Linked DNA regions of Mus musculus: region 2 is linked to region 1. The links are chromatin loops, found by intact Hi-C in ENCODE. Cell type or tissue: left cerebral cortex. All regions are shown on one strand.

What was found. Hi-C counts contacts between places; a loop is a spot of excess contacts. Peaks named below come from ENCODE experiments on the same cell type or tissue, not always from the same donor. Only the 100,000 strongest peaks of a DNase experiment are listed, where the experiment ranks them.
Region 2: it touches region 1 in a loop (2.9-fold over the local background); 2 of 42 quality-filtered maps call a loop at or near these places.

What each region holds. Positions count from the first base shown.
Region 1 is chr11:99,627,969-99,635,968 of GRCm38, forward strand. Krtap4-1 (keratin associated protein 4-1) reads right to left here and starts at 271. Exons shown (of 1, transcript NM_001048196.1): 1 at 1-271. The coding sequence starts at 214. It overlaps Krtap4-2 (keratin associated protein 4-2), which reads right to left and starts at 7,116. Exons shown (of 1, transcript NM_026807.2): 1 at 6,146-7,116. The coding sequence starts at 7,056. The coding sequence ends at 6,553. Gm32730 (a long non-coding RNA gene) reads left to right here. Exons shown (of 5, transcript XR_880207.2): 5 at 2,262-3,291. In left cerebral cortex, no CTCF peak of the experiment used is centred here; DNase peaks (open chromatin) are centred at 4,800, 5,546, 5,954 and 6,504.
Region 2 is chr11:99,553,565-99,561,564 of GRCm38, forward strand. It overlaps Krtap3-2 (keratin associated protein 3-2), which reads right to left and starts at 3,289. Exons shown (of 1, transcript NM_025720.3): 1 at 2,259-3,289. The coding sequence starts at 3,236. The coding sequence ends at 2,937. In left cerebral cortex, a CTCF peak has its summit at 4,583; DNase peaks (open chromatin) are centred at 4,613, 5,234 and 5,837.

The sequences.
Region 1 (8,000 bases):
GCTGGCAGCACACAGACTGGCAGCACTGGGGCCTGCAGCAACTGGGTCTGCAGCAGCTAGACACACAGCAGCTGGGCCTGCAGCAGCTGGACACACAGCAGCTGGGGCGGCAGCAGGTGGTCCTACAGCAGGTGGTCTGGCAGCAGCTGGGCTGGCAGCAGCCTTGGCCACAGCTCTCCTCAGAGCAGACAGAGCCACAACAAGAGTTGACCATTGTGTCAGAGGTGGAGATTCTGGGTGGGTTTCTGAGAGAGTGAAGATGTTGGGTTTGGAAGTCTCCTTGCCCCACGCCCCCTTTTATACCTCGCTGAACACCTCATATGACTACATCATTATTTCCTTGTTAGTATTTTCCTTCTTGGAAAAGTTAATTATTTAATTACATAATTGTAATGTTTCTAGTTAAATACTCCAAAAGAAAGAAAACATGACATTTCTTTTTCCTGATGGCTCCTGTGTTTGCAACTGAAACACTGTTCGCATTTTTTTCCATAGTGGGTCACCTGTTGCTACAAGTAACTTGTCACAGGACTCTCTGGCATTTTGTTTTTTAAACGTGGCATTCCCTTCCATCCGTACATTCCTTGAAAATCATAGAAATGCTCTTCCACAAATTCCAGTATGCCTTTTGCTATCAAGGAGTGTTCCTCCCAGGTGAGATTAGAAGGAGTTAGAAGGAAAGGCCATTTAGAAGGAGACTGTCCATCTTTCATGAGAATGATGGTGATTTTGTGTGTCCATTAGAGGATCTGGGAAATGTGCAGACCTGAGAACATTCTAAATTATCAGATCTCATTCCAGTCTCTTAAGTCGAAGAGCTTGGCAGTGGTGCAACTACCTAGAAATAATAGAAACTCAGTTTTTTTGTATGTCTTTCTGAAGAACGATTAAGAGTGGGGAAATTTTATTCATCTTTTAATCATGAAACTGCACAGTAGATTTTTTTTTGCTCACCAAGACATTAAAAAATGTACAGAGTAGGTACTATATTTTATTAGCATTTTATCACGTTTCTCTACCTATCCACCTGTTTATTTATTGTGTGTGGGTACACGCGCCATGTGGGACCTGGGGCCGGAATTCAGGTCACCAGGCTTGACAGCACATGCCTTTACCTGCTGAGTCTCTGAGTCTCATTACTGGTCTGAAATATACACATTCATACACGCACACACACACACACACACACACACACACACACACACACATACATGCATATATACATATATATACATATATGCATATGTATGTGCATGTGCATATACATGTACATATTTTATATAATATTTATACATTTATAAATATATATTATGTAGACTTATCAGGTCTATATGTTGCCAAGTCTGATGATCTGAATTCCAACTCTGGAATCCACATGATGCATGTACCCACACTCACACACATAATAAATAAATAAATAAATAATAAATAGATGAATAAATAAATAGAAAGATAGATAGATAGATAGATAGATAGATAAGTAGGTAGGTAGATAAATGTGACAAAATGTTACTAAAGTATAGAACCTACTCTGTACGTTTTTTGAATGACTTGGTGAGTGAAAAACTTACTGTTCAGTTTCACGATTTAAAGATAAATAAAATTTCCCAACACTTAATCCTTCTCCAGAAAGACATACAGAAATATTTTATATAATATATAATATAAAATACAATATTATATTTTATTAATATATAATATATTTCCATATAATATTATTAATAATATATTTTATATCATAAGGCTGTAATGCATACCAAAGGATCTTAAATGAGATAAGCAATGACTCATAAAGGGGAATTTACTTTTGGTCAGAGACTGTTGTGGTGTATGTGTGTGTGTGTGTGTGTGTGTGTGTGTGTGTGTGTGTGAGAGAGAGAGAGAGAGAGAGAGAGAGAGAGAGAGAGAGAGAGAGAGAGAGAGAAAGACTTTGGCAATATATATGAAAGAGTTTTTGCTGACTGTTCTTAGCACAGAACAAGTAGCCCTTACTCCTTTCTGTGAGTGGTTGGATAGGACACAGGCAGAGGGAAGCATTTGGCACAAGATTAAGACTTAATCTTAATGCAATGACTTAAATGAAGCAACTAAAATCAAAATATGCAGTATATGAATGTGTCCCATGTACTCTTGGTGGGAGTGTAGTTTGTAAAATGTCCCTACATATTAGACACTGTGTGGGTTGTGTCTAGGGGGAATAAATTGTAAAGTGTCACCATGAATCAAACATTGTGTGATTATATTTTTTCTGTTTTTAACAGTTCTATGAAGTCTACTCATTCTTCTTTTGATAGAGGAGCTTAAAGAAGCACAGAGAGGCTAAAATCAAAACATCTGCCCAAGAGGAAACACAACGTGAGCTGAACCTGCCTCTGAGTAGCAGAAGGAGAATGAAGAATTAAGCTTGGAGCCTTTGCTGGAGGTGTTTTATCTTCTTGGAATGCTGCTCAGCCATCAAGGCTCAACAGAGATGTTCTTTCCTGCGTGGTGTCTGTCCTGCTAAATGGCCCTCTCACATGTCATGACCCTCCTTGTCAAGTGGTTTGTGGAATGGATGGAGGCATAGGAGCAGGGCATTGTATAGACTGAAGAAAAGACATGAAGTAGTTCAAAGGTGACTGTTTATTTATCTAATCCATAGCCAGATATTCATACTGCTTATGAGGCGTTTATAGTGCTGTCACCACATAAAGGCTATGTGCAGGAAGCTGCAGAAAACTTGATTTGCAGGGGAAGACTCGTTTACAGATGTCCATCAACAAACACACTGCTCAACTCACTTGTCTACAGCCATAGGGCAAGGGTAGGAAGGGAGGCACTAACCAAATCATAACACCTATTTTTTTTTATTGCCCCAGACTTCCCAGTTTTACTCTTACTGCTAGGAAAACTATCAATTAGGCGAAAATATTTCTGAACGTCCCCTGACTTTGCTTGAATTGTATACACTCTAGAACCTTGAACAAAGACTCCATCCCAGAAAGTTCGAGAGAGGAAATGGGGAAAATGGTCCAAAGAGGAAGGAAAAACCCAAAGCATTTGTATTAATGATGAGATTATACTGTGGGCAGAGGCTAGGTGTGTGAGTGAGTGATGTTTGCTCACTACACGTATGGTTTAATAAGGCTGCACTGCATACCAGTGGATCCTGAATGAGATTAGCAATGACTCACAAAGAGAAATTTACCTTTGGTCACAGACTATCGTGTTGCTTTAAATTCTAAAGACTCTTTGTGTGTGTGTGTGTGTGTGTGTGTGTGTGTGTGTGTGTGTGTGAGAGAGAGAGAGAGAGAGAGAGAGAGAGAGAGAGAGAGAGAGAGAGAGAGAGGATAGAGAGGTTATCCTAGAAAGGTATAAATGATAAATGTTAATTGAATAAACTTAATAATTTTCTTCATGGATTATGTGCAACGAGTTTCTGCCATCATGCTTGTATTCTTATTTCTACGAGGCACAGGCAGATTGAACATTCACTTTAATGAATAGTTACAGCTCTCAAGTCATCGATCGTGGGCAGGTTTTTGGAATAGATGGAAATCTCCAGAGAGCATGTGCTGAGGCAGAGATCGGCATGCTGAAGGCTCATGGGGACATGTTCTGGGGATCAACTGTCCTGGAAGGGAAGGAAAGAGATACTGGGATTAGATACTGGGACAAAACAAAACTGGAAGGATACCTCACGGGCAGGCTAAGTCTGTCTTCTGCGGAGTTCAGAACATGGAATGACGTGTTTGAAGCACGTCTAAATTCGGGAGGGAAATGTGCTTTTTGATCATGCCACCCGGGAAAGGGGCAGCCTTGGGGAAATGTCACCACCTTCAGCAACTGCAATGAGTTCTGCCCAGTTTTCATCCACATTACCTGTCTGCCTCAGAGATGGTCTTTCTATGCAGAAGGATGTATGTCCCACTGATAATCTGCCCCCGGTGAAGCCTGGATGTGGACACAGGCTTACCACACTTGACTCTGGAGTAGAACATATAATGATATTGCTAAGCTGACCACTGGTTGTGTTTAATTCCCTCAACATTGAAGTCTGAAAGGTCATGTGGGCTGTGTGCAGTCTTCCTAGATAATTCTCCCTGTTATGTACTCACGGCTGCTTCATCATTTTTAATCCTACTCCCCTAAAAAAAAACTACCAAGCAATTAATTTATCTGAAACAAAGAAGACTTTCTAGAGAAAACGAGGGAGTGATCAACACGCATTTCTCTCAGAAGTTTGACTCATATATGTTGTCTGCTTTTTTTTTTAAATTTACTTTACAGCCCACTCACTGCCCTCCTCTGATCACCCTCTCCCACAGTCCTTCCTCAATTCTCCCCCTCCCTTTTTCCATTGAGCAGGTGGGGGGCAGGCCCCTTTGGTATCCTTGCTACCCTAGCTCTTCAGGTGTCTGTGAGGCTAGGTGCTGCCTCTCCCACTGAGGCCAGACAAGACAGCCCAGCTAGAACATATCCCTCACATAGGCAACAGCTTTTGGGATACTCCCCACTCTAGTTGTTCAGGACCCACATGAAGGTCAAGCTGCGCATCTGGTACATATGAGTGGGGCAAGCCTAGGTCCAGCCTGTGTTTGTTCTTTGATTGGTGGTTCAGACTCTGAGAGCTCCAAGGGTCTCTGTTGACTCTGTTGGTTTTCACATGGAGTTCCTATCCCCTTTGGGCTCTGCAATTCTTCTTCCTATTCTTCCATAAGAGTCCCCAAGCTCCATCCACTGTTTGGCTATGGGTGTCTGTATCTGTCTGAGTCAGCTGCCGCGTGAAGCCTCTCAGAGCACAATATGCTCCTGTCTGCAAGCAAAACTACCTCAAGACTCAGCTATACCACTCCTGGGCATATACCCAAAAGATGCCCCAACATTTCACAAAGACACTTCCTCAACTATGTTCACAGAAGATTTATTCATAATAGCCAGAAACTGGTAACAGCCTAGATGTCCCTCAACTGAAGAATGGATAAAGAAAATGTGGTTCATTTACACAATGGAATACTATTCAGCTAATGAAAACCAAGACATCGTGAATTTTGCAGGCAAATGGATGAAACTTGAGAATATCATCCTGAGTGAGCTAATCTAGTCCCAAAAGGGCATGCATGGTATGTACTCACTGATAAGTGGATATTAGCCATAAAATACAGGTACCATGGTACACTCCACAGACAAAAAGAAGCTAAACAAGAAGGAAGGCCAAATGAGGAAGCTTGAATCTCACTTAGAAGGGGAAATAAAATATTCATAAGAGGCAGATGGAGGGAGGGGACTGACAGGGAGGGGAGTTGGGGGAGAGGAGTGGGGGTTTCGGGTTCAGGTGAGGGGAAGGACAGGAGAGATGGCTAGATGGCCACGAAAATGAATGGAGCTCTGCAACTGATGGGGGTGTGCTCTGCTTTTTAAGTGTACCAAAATACAATTCTCACGTGGGCAGAAGTTTGTGAGATTTTTGGGTGTAGTTTTTGATGTTACTAGGAGACACAATCTCACAGCAAATTCCCTGATCCTCTATTTCTTAAAATCTTTCCATCTTCTCTTCCACAATGTTCCCTGAGCTGTGGGTGAGGGAATGTTTTTTATAGATGTATCTGTTGGGACTGTGCTCCACAACTCTGCAGAATGATTGGCTGTGGTTTTTGGTAGTAGGCTCAACCTATATCTGGGAATATGTGTGTGCAACAACTGCTGAAAAGAGAGGCAGTAGATTTGAAGGAGAGTAAGGTGGGATATATGGAAGGATTTGGAAGGAGAAATGTCATAATTAAAATACAATCTCAATAAATAGCTAGGTAACTAACTATTTAACTAAGATTAAAAAAAATACATTTACCCAGGAAACATATGCAAAGGCTTCAAGGTTTCTTTCTCTCTTTTTAAATTTTAATCCCCCCCCCCACTCTGTGTGTGTGTGTGTGTGTGTGTGTGTGTGTGTGTTTGCAGTTGCCACAGCATGCATGTACTCAGAGAACCACTCATGGTAGTCAGTCTCCTCCCACCCCGTGATTGCCAGGTTTACAGCTCTGATCAGCAGGTTTGTTAATTAACTAACTGCCTTTATCCACTGTACCATTTCACTCACCCTCTTTTTTTGATTTTTTAACATATTTACATATATATTTTTAAAGAAAGAAGCAGTCGCATTCAATTTTTATTATCCTTGTGTTGGATGTTTATTTTTGTTACACAGAAGTAGTAAAGTATGAAAAATCTTTGCAAAAGCTATAAAAGACAATTAGTGGATTTTAATGTCATGGGGATTAAAAATGCATACTCATCTAAGTGCCAGGGATAATTTAAATTCCTCCAGCATGATGAATAGATAAAAATACAAGGTGAGACATGTTGTGGGAGATCTGTTAAGCTATTTGGAGGTATTTGATAAAATCATTTTAAGCAAGAGTTTTGGACAGAAGTCAGAATGTTCACACGGAACAATTGCAAACAAGTCTGACTTCTGGGACTCAGGAGATCAAGTCCCTCAAACACTATGCACTTTTTAGAAGGAAGGACTTCATCTGCTGAGATTGAAGAGATAAATGGCATATTCAAAGAGATTTAGCAGCAGGGGATGGCACAGCACATGGGGCGGGGGCAGGTGGAGATGACACAGGTGGGGCGGTAGCAAGTGGTTTGGCAGCAGACCTGACCACAGACTGGTCTCAGACAGCAGCAGGGGCGGCAACAGGGGCGGCAGCAGGGTCGGCAGCAGGGACGGCAACAGGGGCTGCAGCAAGGGCTGCAGCAGGGGCGGCAGCAGGGGCGGCAGCAACTAGAACCACAGCAGCTGGAGCTACCACAGGAGGGTTGACAGCAGCTGGAAATGCAGCAGCTGGGGCGGCAGCAGGTCGGCTGGCAGCACACAGACTGGCAGCACTGGGGCCTGCAGCAACTGGGCCTGCAGCAGCTGGACACACAGCAGCTGGGCCTGCAGCAGCTGGACACACAGCAGCTGGGGCGGCAGCAGGTGGTCCTACAGCAGGTGGTTTGGCAGCAGCTGGGCTGGCAGCAGCCTTGGCCACAGCCCTCTTCAGAGCAGACAGAGCCACAAGAGCTGACCATGGTGTCAGAGGTGGAGGTTCTGGGTAGGCTTACAAGATGGGGAGAGTTCCTTGTCTAGTCTCTTCCTTTGCTGTCTCCTGCTTTTTATACCCTGCTGAGGGTCACATGACTCTTGTTTATACTATGGAAGATCAGTTAGTTTGAGTTAATTAGTTGTGTTATCTATATATAGAAAAAGCTGCTTCCTTTTCCTGCTATATTCCAAGCTATCCAATTTGGCAAAGCCCAAGAGAATCAACTTTCCTTTTCTCACTTTGATATTATATCCCCTAAAGTAGACACAGTCCATGACTTGTCTCTTTGGGTTGAGTGTTCATTGCTTATTTCTGGTCTTATCCTGGGGAAATATGTTCAGAATGGACTTTATGGTGATTGTATCTCTGGCCACAACAGGTTAGAACTGGGTCTTTAGAGATACAAGTGGGAAAACAGGATGAAATACTGTTATTTTGGGAGTGTGAAGGCGGGTGGAAGCTTGTAATCAACAAAGAATACTGTATTTCTCAAATAGTCTAGTTTAGGGAGGGTCCTAGCAGTTTTGTCTTATTTAATCTCTCAAAGGTAAAACAATCTTGCAGTGATAATTACTTTTGAATAGCAAAAGCATGTTGGCATGATGGGTCCTTAAAAATTATTAAATTTTTAGTTTTATGTTCATCAGAGTGGGAAGAGTTAAAGGCATATTTTGATCAGCCTTTTGGTAAGTCAACAAGCCTAGTGAATATGTACAAGTAATGATCTTAATATATTGTCTACATGCATGAAATTCCTAAAGAATAAATGAAAATAATTTAAAAAGCTGTGTCTTGTTCATATTCTGAGTTATTTTTCTCAATAATGTATATTGGAGAAGTTTTTGCTTCAGATAAGACACAGATAAAGTCATAAGCATTCTTTTGCAGATAACTAAGGGAACATGATACGTACATGGTAAAGAGCTTGTC
Region 2 (8,000 bases), 74 kb before region 1:
CATCTTTCCAAGCTTCTACCTTTTCGTTTTGAGACAGAGTCTCTGGAACTACTCAAGGAGGAGACCTGGTTGGTTAGTGAGCTTCAAGGATGCCCCTGTCTCCACCTCTTCAGCATTGTGATTACAAGTATGTGCCTTAACACCAAGTTAAATTCTAGCAATCATATTCAAGTTCTTGCATTTACAAGGCAAATACTTTACCAACTAAGCTATCTCCCCAGCTCCATCTCATTCATTAAAAAAATTAATGACATAGTTAATCATTTATTGAAGAGTAATGCCAGGCTCAGTGAGCAAAATAAACTTTATCTTTGTCCTTGTGCAATTTACAGTCTGTTGGAAAGGTTTATGACACATATGTTATAAATTTCTGACATTATAAATCATAATGGGGAAGGAAAGATTATGTTCTAAGAGCAAATAACAAAGAGCAGGATGTTACTCTGACATTTTCTGCAGACAGAAAAAAAAAATGGTGTGCAGGCCATCAGATTTTCATGGCCGAAAAATGCCAATCTCTTATTCAGAGTGTATTGTTACTTTGTATCTACAGTAAAAGGCTTATTATTGAATATGTAGGACTTCATGCCTCTCTAGTCATAAATGAGATTTAAAGGTATATTAGTAGACCAAAACAGTTATTAAAGAACAAATATATGATGATAATGATTCTTACTGAGGAGAGATGCAATGCTTTATGAATGTATTTTCTCTTCAGTGGCCTAAGAGACCTGGAAGCTACTACACTTACCAGTGAAGCTAGTGAGACCTAGAAAGGTGACATAATCCTTAGATCATCTGCTGACTCACTCGCTAAAGACTAAACATAGGATCCAGTGGCAACGAGCTACCATTTCTGTCAAATTTTATTTATAAAAACAAAAGATTTTTTTTTCTCACACATTCTTTTGGCTTTGTCTCAGGGCTTTTTCAGATTTGACTTGTGACTTTCATCTCCGTTTTCTTTCTTTTTCTTTTTTTTTTTTAAATTTTATTTAGTTAGTTTATGTGTACTGGTGTTTTGCCTGTGAGTTACTAATGCGTTTGCGATTGTACGAGGGATAGTTATATCATGTTAGGCGTATTTACAACCTTGTTATTGTTTCATGTGAACATGAGATATTATTTGTGTCAAGTTGACAAGGGATGGATTGTAGTGGCTATTCCTGGTTGTCAACTTGACAATATTTGGAATGAACTACAATCCGGAATTGGAAGGCTCACCAGTGACCCTTATCTGGAGGCTTGGAGATCCTTATCTGGATCTTGGTTTGAAGATCTTGAGCCATAGTGGCTATGGATTCCAGAAGATTGAATCTCCGAGTTAAGGAACACACCTTTAATCTGGGCTATGCCTTTCATCTGGGATTAAAGGTGTGGTGGAACACACCTTTAATCTGGGCTACACCTTTTGCTGGAGACAATATAATGTGATTTACCGATGGTTGCAAGCTGCCATGTGGTTGCTGGGAATCAAACTTGGGTAATCTGGAAGAGCACTAAGCCATTTCTGCAGCTGACGTCTCTCTTTCTATATGTGTATGTGTCTTATATAGTATAACTTTACACATCCAATACGCATATTCTTTGTAGGCTCAGAAAAGGGTTTTCTCTATCACATAAATTTATGTATGTTCATAAAATCAGCTAATGGGTTTAAATAGCCAATATCTATCCTCCCTCCCTCCCTCCCTCCCTCCCTTCCTTCCTTCCTTCCTTCCTTCCTCCCTCCCCCCTCTCTCTCCTTCTCTTTTTCTTTCTTCTTCAGACAGACTCTCGCCTGGCCTTGACCTCTCTATCCTCCTGCCTCAGCCTCTTGGTCTTTGGAGGTACAGGCACACTGTGCCCTGCTTTGATGGAATTTTTACCTTTAGCTCTCAATCTGTCATCCCAGAGCATCTGATATCCTATTGACTACTGGACTATCACCTCTGTGATAACAGGGGGGGCAAACAAAGCATGTGTTTGTGTCCTGATGCTAGAGTTGACCATTCTGAGTTCTGTAAGCAAAAATGAGATTGAAGTGACCCAGCTCTTACAGCTGAATATTTGTCAATTTTGATTAGAGCCGATTTACCCCCTTTCAGTCAAAATTGGACATCATGATTTTGTTGAGGAATCTTACATTTTTTTTTTTCATTTTTAAATTTTTTTTCAGGTATGTTTTGAATCTGTGTCAAAGCTGCTGACTAGTTTCTTCTTTTCTTTGTATTCGAGGCTTTGTGATGTGGGAAAGAATTGGTCTTTTGAGTCAGACACGCCAGGGGTTAAATTCTGCTTGCCTTAGTAATTAACTCTATAATATTGAGAACATTTAATAACAAACCGACAACGTATCCCATATCATTATATAGTGTTGTTTTGAGGATTTGATGAGTTTGAGAGAAAGGAGAGAAGATGGACAGTAAAGACTGATAACAAATCAGGAAGGCGAGCTAGCAAGCTCGCTCTGGTGCTGCCTTCATTTTGAACCTTCAATTAATAATAATAATAATAATAATAATAATAATGATAAAGATAATCTATTAAACAAGAAATGTGTCCCAAATACTAACATAAATAAAGAACACTTATGGCCAGGGAAATACAATTTATTAGAAAACCCATCAGGAGATTATTTTGCCTCTGAAAATACTCAATACAGAAAATGAGATCCCAGAAGCAACATGGCCCAAACCCCCATAGTTTGAAATCTTAAAGATTTCAATAGCACTTTCATAATGGAAGATGTTCACCTGTTGAAATCAGTCAAATGGCTATTCATCCGGATCACATAAGCAAAACCTTGATTTCTTGCCCTTAAAAATAAAAGTAGGGTTTCCATGGCTTAGGTCATCTGCCTATTTTAACATTGTGAAAACTATTGAGACAAGCAGGTGGTGGTTGGGCAGTTCCTGGGGTTTTCAGTATGAGGCGTCAAGCAAGGGAGCCACAGGTCAGCAGCACCTTGGGACACAGGGCTCCTCACAGCCTGGCTGCACATAGGTGGTGAGGTTGACAGTCAGCAGGTCTGGGGTTGGGTGGCAGGAGTTGAGCAGGAAGCAGGTGGGCACACAGGGCTGAGGGATGTGGCAGGGTGGGGGGCAGTTGTCACAGCAGGTGGGCTCCAGCTGCCAAATGGTGTGTGGGCAGGTGCTGGGCAGGCAGACTCCACAGCGGCAGGACTTGTCTGAGGAGCAGATGGTGGTGGCAGGGCCGGTGGGGACACTGCAGCAGCGGGCAACACAGCAAGCCATGGTGCTGGAGTCTGCTTGGCTTTGGTCTTTCAAAGATGAAGTTTCTGAGGTTCAAATGTGTCCTCTCAGTCTGGACTGTTTTATACCTTCCTCAGTGGGTATGAGTCCAATCAGAAGGCTTCCCTCCTGTCCTGTTTTGTTTGTGACACCCTATTCCACTGAGATTATCTAATCAGTTTGGCATTTTTTTGTCTATTAAAACTACCTGCCCTTATTAATTCAGTTGGAGTTTTGACTCATGGACCTGCCATTTTGTCAAAATACCATCACAGTTTACCTTTACAGAATTCTGGGCATGCCCACACTTGTATGAGTTATGTGTAATTTGCTCAAGTGACAACTCATGGGCACTTTTAGGGTTTAAAATTTCTCAGTTCTTCTAAGTTTTCAATAGTATGCATTGTATGATGTCACATGTATGGAAAAGTTCTAGAGAAATTAGCTCAAATGATCAATTGGATACCTCTCCACTCAATGAAACCATCAAGAACATGGCCACTTATCTATAGCTATCTCACTGACAATGTACACTTCCACCATTTCTTTTATTTATTGATAATGGAATTCAGGGTCTCCTGAGCAAGCAATGGGGCAGAATGTTGTGGTGCTAGGTTTTTTTTTTTTTTAATTGTTTAAAAAAAATGCTGTTTTGTTTTGTTGTTTGTCTGGAGATCTTTCAAAGGTGGTATTGTATTTTATTTTCCTACAGCTTCACTATTCTTAAAGATGAGTCAAAGTATAAAAATCATTGGAAAGAGTAAAAAAAAAAACCAAAAAACCCACGGCTTTCCTTGATTCTATGTCATGAAAAGAAAACTAACCTGGTCGTCATTCATTTTCATGTGAGTGACACACACACTTACTCTTCACAGAGTTAACGGCGGGGTTTAGATGGCAATGCAAGGTAGAATGAGGGACTTCATTAAAAAAAATCATGTTAGTGACTTTCATCTGCATAGGTGTTTGTACTCCCCCCTTGGAGCTTTGGCTGATAGTACATTCCATTGAGAGGCCTTCTACAAGATCCCTCACTTCAGCTGGCCTTGGCTTGTGTTTGTGTTTCCTGTAGGCTGAAGGAGAGACACAACAATGCCTACTGTGCAACGGTTCTGACATCTTCACATATCTCTTCAGCACAAACCCCTCAGCCAGTGCAATCGAAAGCACAGATTTTTTTTTTTTAAACATTTGGATGGCAAATCATTTTTGGTTAAGTGCAGAGTACAGATTCCTTGGCCTTGGTGGGATATTGTTTCATCCAACAGGACATGTTTAAAAGAAGAAGGATAACTGAGAAAGCATTAGAACTCGATGTACTGTGAAGTGCCATGCTTGACCGGTAGGAAGAGCAGACGGCTTGCCTAATGTTTGGATACAGAGCTTTTTCTGTGAAGAAAGATGTGTGGTGTGTCATCCCACTCAGATTCCTGATTTATCTGCAAATGTCCTGTCTTCATTCTCTGCTTTTCAAACCTACTCATTTTCTAGGTTCTGGCTCACATCCCTTCTTTATAAATCAATTTATCAGGTGTTTCCATAATTTTCCATACTGTCCCTCAAGTTGACCTGCCTCATTCTGCCACATATTGCCATTTCCCTTATCTCTCTTTCTCATGCTTTTTTTTTTTTTTTTTTTTTTTTTTTTTTTTTTTTTTTTTTTTTTTTTTTTTTTAGGTTTTTTGAGACAGGGTTTCTCTGTGGCCCTTCCATGTTGGGAAATGTATCCTTAGTCTTGTTTATTTCTTTCAAACACTTGAGAAGACACTTGGGCATCAGAGGCATCTGAGACATGCTTGGAATGTGAGTGTGTGCATGTCTAATGATCAGCTTGGCTGTGCCTACAAGGACACATTTGAGTTTGTTTAAATATTCAGGGAAAACAAAAGTTAAAGGTAGGTGCTGATCTTGGAATTTAAAAACAATTCTAAGCTCAGTATGAATGTGTTTTATGAGTCAGGCAGTCTCCTGCGTGTATCTGCGTATCCTAGTGTGACTTCCTTTCAGCTATGGAGATTTATGTTGATGTCATCAGAAAGCATAACTCTGCTGTACACATTTATAGCTTCATGATGCTTGTGTCAAGAGTCCTTGGGTAATTATAGCATCAGACACCGAGACAACACAAGATTTGGGGAGTAGAGGTGTTTATTTACTTTTAAAACATGGGGATCTAGGAGAACAATTTTTCCATTTACCTGAAATCATTGCTCAAAACACAGAAAGAATACTTCTGTAAAAATGAAGCCTCAGGGTCAAAACGTATTCCAAAGTGCCTCACTAAAGCCATTTGTTAATGCAGCCGTCAGTGGCAAACTTTGTAGATCCTTAAGGCAAGGTAGGGAAGGAAGCTTTTTAAGTGCTTTCATTTAGCAGCAAGAGGGGTCACACTCACAGGGTTCAACACAGGTGGAAACAGAGATCCCCTTCAGGTTTGGGGCAGGGTAGCCCTTGTTGAGCAGCCAACACGATGACACATAGGAATCAGGCACACAGCAGGATGGGGGGCAAGTGTCACAGCAGCTGGGGTGAAGGAGGCTGATCTTGTGTGGACAGGTACTAGGCAGGCAGACTCCACACGGACAGTATATGTCAGAGGAGCAGAGGGTGGTGGCCGGGCCAATGGGGACGATACGGCATCCTTGCAGATAGGAATTGCAGCCGGTCATGGTGACAGTGAACCAGGTTTTGTTGCTGAGGAACGGCGTTCTTCCACAAAGTTGCCCTTGGAGGGCCTTTTATACCTACCTATTTCAGGGACCATGGCCTCAGTCTTCAGTCTGCTTCCTTGTTGGTGTTTGCACAACTCCACACAAATAACGCAATGCCTTCTTTATCAGCCACGGGACACACACTCCTGAAGTTTTATTTGGCTGTGTTGCTTTACCCAAACTTGCTTCCTGCTGCAGTTTTTTACTTCTTTCTTCTTTTTTTCTTTCTACCAGACACATGGTGGTGTCTTTGATGGATCGGAGGGAATAAATGAATATTGAAGACACACAACATGATTTGCTTGGAGACAGCAGAGCTTGTTAGATGATTTCCCATATATTACCACAACATCATTTGGACATGGAAACAAATATGAAAATGAGTAAGTCTTTAGTTTTATAAGGTGCTGGTTATTTTAACTACAGATTGAAATGAATTAAAATACAGTTTTATTTTAGATAATGTGTAGTCTGGAAAATGTACACTTGCATTTTTTTTGTAAACCTGCATGAAAAGTTTTTGCTTTTCACAAAAGCGAACCTGCTGACCCGTCTCTTCCATTGTTAGTCATCATCAGTCAGTCAGATCCACACCTTTTTGCAAGTGCCTTCCACTGTAACTCTGCTAGAGTACTAATACTTCATGGTTTTAGTTAGTGTGTGACCACAGTAAAGGCCATTGGTTAGCAAATCCATTCACTGGAAGTCAGGTGCTCACTGAATCTCTAGTATGTTTTGTAAAAGCATTTTTAAAACAATGATAATCTTTTCTCTATTCTGGCTCCCAAATGAATGAGACAGACTATAAGATTTATTTGATAAGCTTTACAACACAGTAGCTGAGCAGTCACTAATCTATTCTATTCCTCTATGATAATCTGGCTACCTTCCAGGCAAAATCCCTGAGATACTTGCATTTTAGTATGGGTCTGGCTCTCTCTGCATCAGGTATGATCCCATAGAGTCTCTCTGACCCTCTCCTTGTGGTAAATTCTCCCTCTCTTTCTCTCTCCACATCCCCTGACTGGGATTGGAAGTCAGCCCTATTCTCTCTTCTGCTCAGCCATTGGCCGGTCAGCTATTATTGGCATGTTAGAGAATAAATGGAGAGCAATCTTTACACAACATTCAGGCAGGAGATCCTTAGGGTAAGCATTACAATGCCATGTCTAGACTGCAACCAGATATGGGAGCAGAGAAATCAGCATTTGAGTAATACAAGGATAATCATTACATAGTACACAATAACATTATGTCTACAATGTTCTAAAGGGTGAGGAGGAGTCAGAAAAATAGAAGATACAGATGGTCCCTCTCCTTATACAGAACATGATCTGATGGATGCCACTAGTAATATTTTAGCATATGATTCTAAAGACACTTAATTAAGAACTTGGTAAAGCTATGGAGTTTCAGAGCAAGTGAAGAGAAAGTTTTAGAGCTCATTACATTATAACTTATGAGTTGTCAGGCCTACATAAAGTTATTTAATTTATTTGTACTTCAGTTTTTCAACTGCAAGTCTAGAAAATATAGTAACTACCCACTATAGTCTTATTACTATGATAAAAGTCTCTAGCATTGTGTGTGGCAAGAAAGAAAAATGATTCAAGGCATGGCAGATGTTTCTGAGGCTGCTACGAGAAGTCCCATAGGTGAAAACTCTATGGTGGAGGGCTGGCGTGACCGAAGAAGCTTTGGTGGAGGAGCTGGGCTAAGGCCTTTTATCAGAAGTATTTAGAAAGACATGCATTTCCTGAAAGAAAAGGCAATGGCTTCCCCATCAAAACTGCCCTGCCCCACCCTCAGCCATCACTAAATTGGTCAGTCCTACTCTTGTGCCTCTGTTGAATGCCATATCTACCCATAGTGCTTTGCTGTATAGTTTGGTTCACAATCTTTCCCCCCTAGGTTACAATCCCTTTCAAAACAAGGACATCTTATTCATTTTGTTATCTCCAGTCCTAGCTGAGTGGTGAGGTGATGGGGTCGGTTGTAGAGGCTGGAACATGTGAGTAAATAGTAAAGGCAGGGAGGTATCAAGCAGTGGTGAGTA